Linked DNA regions of Homo sapiens: region 2 is linked to region 1. A link is a contact called in ENCODE Hi-C or POLR2A ChIA-PET data. All regions are on one chromosome and are shown on one strand. Each heading gives the region's core, a stretch centred on a gene start or an enhancer-like site at or near the end of the contact. The rest is flanking DNA. Distances are from core to core; before and after follow the strand shown.

Region 1 (3,432 bases), core at 575-3,074:
ACAGGGGACTGGGCTGGATCCAGCCTCTGTCCTCCCTAGCTGTGGGCTCCTGGGTGCATTGCTTAACTACTCTGTGCCTCAGTTTCCTCATCTTCAAATTATAGCTAACAATCGCACCACCTGCAAGGGGCTCTTGTGGGAATTCTAGGAAATAATCCCCATGAAGTGCATGAGAGAGGCAGGCACACAGCTAGACTGTTGACGTGTGAGCTACTAATATGATTTCTCTCTGCTTCCCTCACCCACCTTTCCTTTGCACCCCACCCCAGTTAGGAGCTCTGGGCAGTGCCTCCTATAGGTCAGTATGTGTTTTCTAGGTCCCACCGCTCAGCGGCAGCTCCACCCACTGTCCCAGACAGCACAGGGAAAAGGCCAGGGATGGACAGGCAGAACTGGGAACTTTCTTAGGAGGGGACAACAGGGCCTGGGACCATGTTTACCCCTGCCCCCTCTAAGGTTGCATCCTCTCTTACATGGGACACACAAAGGGCAGTGTCCCCCGGGCATCAGTGCTCTGAGGGCAGAGCCAAGCGAATGTCCCCTTAGGGCCTGCCGATGTGCTGGGGAAACGTGGTTCCCCACCCATGAGGCTGCTGCTTGCTCCAAGCCTGGGTGCCATGGCCAAGATGGCTCTACCTGGCTGCCAGGGTCACAGAGCAGAGGATTCAGATGTCTCACTTCCTGAGGGTCTCCAGGCCAGGCCCTGGCAACACAGCTGTGAACAGCCATGTGGTTCCTGCCCTCATGGAGCTCACAGCCCTGTGTGCAAAGCAGGCAATCAGGGCCTAAGCATGGGGTGCGAAACCCAGAGTGGGCAGAAGAGGACGGGCTGGGCACCAGAGAGGACTTCCCAGAGGAAGAGGCACTGAAGGGAAGGGCTCGGATGGGAAGAAAAGGGGTTCCAGGCAGAGGCCACAGCCTGGGCAAGGGCCTGGGAGAGAAAAGTGGTGGGTTCCAGGAGCTGCAGGCTTCCTCGCCCACCTCCCCCGACAGGTGAGGTTTATCGCTCAAGGCCACATACGCCATCTCACGTGGTCCCCGCTGCCACCTGGAGAGGTCAGAGGGCAGGAACTCTTACTCCCAATTCACACTGGGACAATTCCCAGCTGGACTAGAACCCCGATCTCCTGACTCCTGGCTCAGGTGAGAGTCAACATGCAAGGCTGGGCCCACAGCAGCCCTGGCATTTGACCAGCAGCCAGGTAGGCCCAATTTTCATCACCTGCCTTTAACAGATGAAGAAATTGAGGCTTAGGGAGAGCACAACACCCCTCAACTGCCGCAGTTTTTGTCTGTCTGGGGGCCCTAGGACAAGCCTGAGGTGCGGAAAAGCCCTCCCTGGGTGGGGCAAGAAACAGAGCTGGGAACGGGTGACTTGGGGTGAAGGAAGGAGGGGAGCGGGGATGGGTTTTGGAAATCCACACTGGGCAGGGAAAGGCGAAGGAATGTGGGTGAGACGGGGTGCGCCAGTCCCGGAGGGGCCCAGGGCCTCAGGCAGCCCCCTCCCTCCTTGCCTCCCAGGTGAGACCCTAACTTCGCGGAAGACGACACCCCTCAGCTGGGCGGGGAGGAGGGCCACCGCCTCCTGGCCACCCAATCAGAGACATTCCCAGTCTGATGGCGGAGGCCGCCAGGGCCAAGGGCTCCCAGGGCCTTCCCCGGGGAACCCCCGAGACCTGCCCCGGACTCGGAGGCCCACCGCGCATCGCCCGCCCCCAGCCTCATTAGCACCGACACCCGTCGTCCTCCCCTCGGTTTCCGATGGCTCCAGAATTTAAAGGTTAAATCCTAACCTCGTCTCAGCAGTTTCTCCCGGCTTTGCCTACCCAGCGCCAGTTGCTGGTAATTATATGCATCTCCGAGCAGCCAATCAGCTGTCAGACTGACAGATACTGATCTTTTCGTTTTATTTTTAGCTCTGTGCTTCCCCCTCTAGTTGCAAAAAAAAATTCTGTTTGTTCTGTGTGCTGCTGCCTCGCTCCCAGCCCTGCAGCCGGCTCTCATCTCCGCCAGCCAGGCGGGAGCAGGCAGCCGCCGGGGCTGGAGCCTGCGGTCCCCGCCCGAAAGCGGGGAACAGAACGTGCCCGCCGCCCCCGAGCTGCGGACCGCCCTGCCCAGAGCAACCCCCGGGGCTGCCATGGGGAAGGGAGGAGGCCGGGGCGCTGTGGGCACCTTGGATGCAAACACCCGAGGAGCTGTGCTCAGTCTTGGGGGCCACGCACGGGTGGAAGCAAGCCCGTACCTGCGGGCTGGGGGCTTGGAGAGAAAGACACACACAGAGACAGCGAGAGACAGAGAGACGTACACAGGCAGAGACAAGCTAGACTGAGGGCGGAGGGGAAAAAAGACAAGCACTTTCCCCCCTGGAAGCACTCGTCCCCCATCCCCCAGAACCGAACAGAAGGGGTCAGGAATGGCCTCAGCCCCGCCCTGGAGTGGGGCTCAGAGGGGAGTTTCCAGCCCCGGGCCCCCCAGAGCTCGGGCCGGGAACCTGGGCCTCCCCTCCCAGGTCTGCTGCCTCATCTGCCACGGAAGGGCGAGTGAAGTGCTCTTCGGGGTCATTTGTGAGTTGTTCTGCAAGGTTCTGTGGGCCTTCCTGGAGACTGGCAGGTGTAGGGGCCTGGCCGGAGGGAGGCCGCTATTCATACAGCTTCTCTGGAGGGAGAGACAGCAACTGAGGGCCAGGGAAGCTCTTAGGTCCCAGTGAGTCTCCCAGACAGTGGAGGGGTCTGATCCAGGGGGGCCGGCCCTGAAGAGTGATGGGAATGATTGTGAAGTTTCCTTCCATCCTCGCGGCTCTCTACAATTTGCAAAGTGTTCACTTTGCCCTAGTGGCCTCTCCTTCTGCCCCACAGTTAGCTCCAGAATGGAGTGAAATAGGGGTCTGGGAGGCCTGGGGAGGCTCACCTGTTTTCTGATGGGCCCTGGGGCCGGCGTCGGGGGAGTGTGGCCTAATGGTTCCGTCTTTGAGGTACAACTCACCTGGTTCAAGCCCCAGGGCTGCTGTTTACCAGCTCTGCGACCCTGAGTGAATGGCTCGAGCTCTCTTGGCCCCAGTGTCCCCATTGGGAAGGTGGGCCCCCACCCCACCCTGCACCCCCACAGGGTGGCTCAGGGCCAGAAGTCACTCCGTCTGGGTGCTCCTCCCGGCCCCGGCCTCCACGGGCCCGGCACACTTGTGAGCAGGTATTATTAGCTTCTCCGTTTTGCGGATGGGGAAACTGAGGTTCATGTGACTCGTAATTGGCAGAACTGGGACTAGAAACACCCCCCCACTTTTGGCTTCCTTTTCTCTGACACCACAGATGGCGCGCTGAGAAAAAAGAGAAGAGCGGGAGAAGGGAATTAGGAGCCCGAGAGAGATGGAGGGAGGCAGAAGCGCCGTGATCAATTACTTGGGCTATAAATTTCTGCTGTTTTGCAAAGTGAGCA
Region 2 (3,432 bases), core at 430-2,929, 39 kb after region 1:
TTGGAAGCCGCACTCAGTGTGGACAGGCAGCAGTGCTCCCATGCAGGTGCCACGTCAATATCATCACGTGGTTCCTGTTTAGGTCCTGCTCATTCCTCCAAGGGCCGAGGCAGCTCCGGGGGAATGGGGAGGGCGTGGCCTCTGCCCTGGTCCTAGCCGGGTCTGCGGCTGCTGGTGTCCACCTGTGGTTCTCAAAGGGTGGTCCTCCTGGCCAGCAGCATTGGCCTTGCCCAGGAACTTGTCAGAAATTCAGATTCTCTGGCCTGGCCAGTCCTGGGAATCAGAACCCCTGGGATGCAACCAGCCACCTGTGCTTTCACGAGGCCCCAGGGGCCTCTCGCAGGCACTGGTGTGAACCAGGAGATCCTGGAGGGTGGCGGCCCATCTTGTGCCCCCTACCCTCACTCCCATCACAGGGTCTGGTCCTCCCATTTCTCCAGTCACTCTGCACTAAACGCTGGACAATGGCCCCTAAGTACAGGCCCTCGTCTGCTAGTTAACAACTGGGGGGCCCAGGTTCTCCAAATGTGGTCCCCAGAGTACCCACACCAGACCACGAGGGAGCCTGACAAAATGCAAGCCCCTGAGTGCCCCCTAGACCGGCTGGGCATGGCTCCCCAAGAATTTGCTCTGGGGACACCCACAAGTCCCAGAACAGGGGGAGGAAAATGAAGGGCACAGGAAAAGCCGGGCCCTGGGGAGGAGATGGAGGAAAAGGGAAGTCAGACAAGATTCCCCAGTGCCAGTGACGGGCACCACTGCCTCCCCAGAGCCACCACAAGCCAGCCGCCCCTTGGCAGCAGGGGTCTGGGAGCCCTTGGCAGTTCAACCCTGTACGGACACCGTTTGAGGGGCTAGAAATAAGCCAGGATGAAATGTTATGAAATAATAATAATAGTCCCTTCTCTGGCCCACTGCAGAACCCTAGAAAGTAAGGGACTGGGGCCAACGGCAGCTGCAGTCAAGGTGCCTGCAGCTATGTGACCCCAGGGCCTAGCCCGCCCCTGCCTCCCGCCCTTCACTTAATTCCAAATACCTTTTCTCTTGTCAGCCGCAAGTCAGTGGGCTTCAAAGTCAGGCGGTGGCTCCCGTGACCCTTTGTGGGGAGGGCAGGGGTGGGCCCAGCTTCTGTGTGTTCTGCTCAGTGGGCCAGGAGGCCCCAGGCCTGCAACGAGAGGGAGGGAGGGAGCTCGGCCTGCCGGTCATTGCTCCGCACCTAGGCCCTTGCAGCTTGGAACGGACCAGCAGCCGGGAACAGCTGGTCCGATCCCACCGCCCTGCTAGGGAGGCTGCCCAAGGTACCCGGAGAGCCTTGGACTGGGGAGCTCAGGGCTGGATGAGCCAGAGCTCCAGGAGAGGAAGGCTGCGCTCACCTGAACTAAAAGTCGTGTTACAATCATACCTGCAGGTGTCAACCTCACTTTCGTTGCAGAGAGGAGGGTCTGGAATCACATGCTCCTCCAGGCAGCATTTTACAGAAAGCTGCCCTGACAGCCACGACGTACTCCCCCACTTCTACCTCTATCTCGGATTCTGTTGCAGAATGTGGCGAGGTATCACAGGGCTGCCAGCCACGGACAGGTTTGAGGGGACCGGAGTAGGGGGTTGCAGGGACGAGCTGGCAGGATCCAAATCCCTCCCGTCAGATGTGTCTCCACCCACAGCTTCCTTTTCCATTGGAGCAAACATAACAAAACAAGTGTCAACTACACTTCCTGATTCCTGAGTTACGAAAAGCCAGTGCCACCCACAGGTCCGTCCACCCCCTCCTCTTGACCCGGCCCTTCCAGTGGCACCTTATTCTGTTATTTGCTCTCTATTTTTCTTTAAAAGCATTCACTGCTATTACTTAGGTAAATGCATCCATAAGGGAACTTTATGTGACTACTGTTAGGTGGAAAAAAAACTAAGATCATGGGCCATAAATAGAAGGTAAAAGTAAAAATAAATTACAATTAAAATAAGCAATGTTAGGAAATTCTAGCTGGCTATTGTTGCCTGCCGATGGCATTTTGATAGAAAAGCGTTGGGGAGTTGCAAGCTTCCCCTCCAGGGGACCAGAGGGCTGAGACAGAGAAGGGAATCACCTTTGTGTGGTATGAGGCTGTGTGATCCCTGACGTCACTGTCTCCTAGGTCACCGAGGGTGCCCACCCCACACTGGGGAAACACTGACCTGAGGGGCACCCCTAAGCCAGTGAACCAGGGGACAGGGCTCCTTGCGAGGCAAGGACCAGATGGCATTTAACGCTGATAGGCACTATCATGACCTCCTGGGCATGAAACAGGTACCTCCCTGGTCCTTTTTCCAGAAGAGGTTGCAGAAGCCCTCTGGACAGGCCTGGCTCATGTCCTCCTGCTGGAGCGGGCTGACATAGCCCTCAGCCCTCCACTCCCAGCGTGGCCCGTCCGCTCTCCACAGATGTGCCACGCTTTCTCTAGGGTCCCCGCCCTGGGATTCCCTCCCGACCTGGCACATCTCAGTCAACCCCACCTGCCTTCCAGGTCCCCTCCGCCAGCCCTCGGCGGCCTCTCTGGGGCAGGACAGCATCCTCCTGAGGACCATGATGTCTGTAGTACTGTTCTGCCATCCGGAACTTCTCGTAAGTGGGACCCCACTGACCACCCTCTCGATTTCTAAGTGAAGCCAGAGAGTTGGATCACAATTATCCCCTGTGCCAATAATTTCCTTTATGAGAAATGCAGTTGTAAGTCTTAGAAAGGGACATGTGAATTAAAACAGGCAGTCACGCAGAACAAGGGGGAGGGAACGCATGAGGGTGCCAGGAGGTCCCCAAATTGTCCTCCAGGTGGAGACCAGCTGGGATGGCGGTGACGTCTCACCTGCACCAGGACTGGCAGCTCTGTCACATCCCCACAACACAGGGCCCTGGCAGGCCTCACTCTGCACTGGCTGGCTGTATCTGGGGCACAGACACACGGGCTGGTGGCGTATGTCACAGGTGGCAAATGTGTCACTTGGCCTCAAGACTCCCTGCATGCAGTGGAGACAGTGAGGCCTCTGTCCACACAGGCCCCAGCTGGGCCATGACCCGCTCTTGAGGCCCATCCCTTACCCTGACCTCACAGCTTCCCTGGTTGCCTTCCAGGGTCAGCAGAGCAGCCTGGATGCACTCAGAAGCCCCGGGGGACTCAGGCCACTCTCCCTGAGACCCAAGAGCATCCCCCTGCAGCTTGTGATGAGCCCTGGGTAGGGAAAAGGTGACACAAGGGGGCTCATAGCCACCACCAGGTCCAGCTGGGCCAGGGCACTCATCCCAGTCTATGGGGAGAGTCCACCTTGGCTCCAGCTGGCAGGATGAATTAGGAAATGAGAGCCAGCCCTTTGCAGCCTAGAGCAGTGGCTCAGGCAGGGCCTGGCCAGGGGCTGTGGGCAGGAGTGTCTGAGGCTGGAGGAGCAGCCCCCAGGCAT

Evidence for each region. A loop is a pair of places that touch in the nucleus more often than their neighbours do. ChIA-PET counts read pairs that join two places held with the same protein, here RNA polymerase II (POLR2A). Pooled maps may share reads with other maps.
Region 2: a loop to region 1 is called in a map of astrocyte of the cerebellum, with 5 times the contacts of the local background. The contact joins the promoter of LINC02975 here to the promoter of LINC02913 in region 1. A Hi-C loop is called at or near these places in 12 of 168 maps with a recorded cell type or tissue (DLD1, GM12878, K562 and 8 more), 20 of 37 single-sample maps with no recorded cell type and 13 of 50 pooled maps. POLR2A ChIA-PET finds 5 or more read pairs at or near these places in 11 of 52 experiments (BJ, CD8-positive, alpha-beta T cell, Caco-2 and 7 more).

What each region holds. Positions count from the first base shown.
Region 1 is chr9:129,319,408-129,322,839 of GRCh38, reverse strand. It overlaps LINC02913 (long intergenic non-protein coding RNA 2913), which reads right to left and starts at 1,824. Exons shown (of 2, transcript NR_149714.1): 1 at 1,794-1,824; 2 at 237-1,048. RefSeq lists enhancers at 306-873, 874-1,442, 1,765-1,814, 2,295-2,354 and a silencer at 2,015-2,134.
Region 2 is chr9:129,280,663-129,284,094 of GRCh38, reverse strand. It overlaps LINC02975 (long intergenic non-protein coding RNA 2975), which reads right to left and starts at 1,679. Exons shown (of 3, transcript NR_121587.1): 1 at 1,403-1,679; 2 at 1,037-1,165.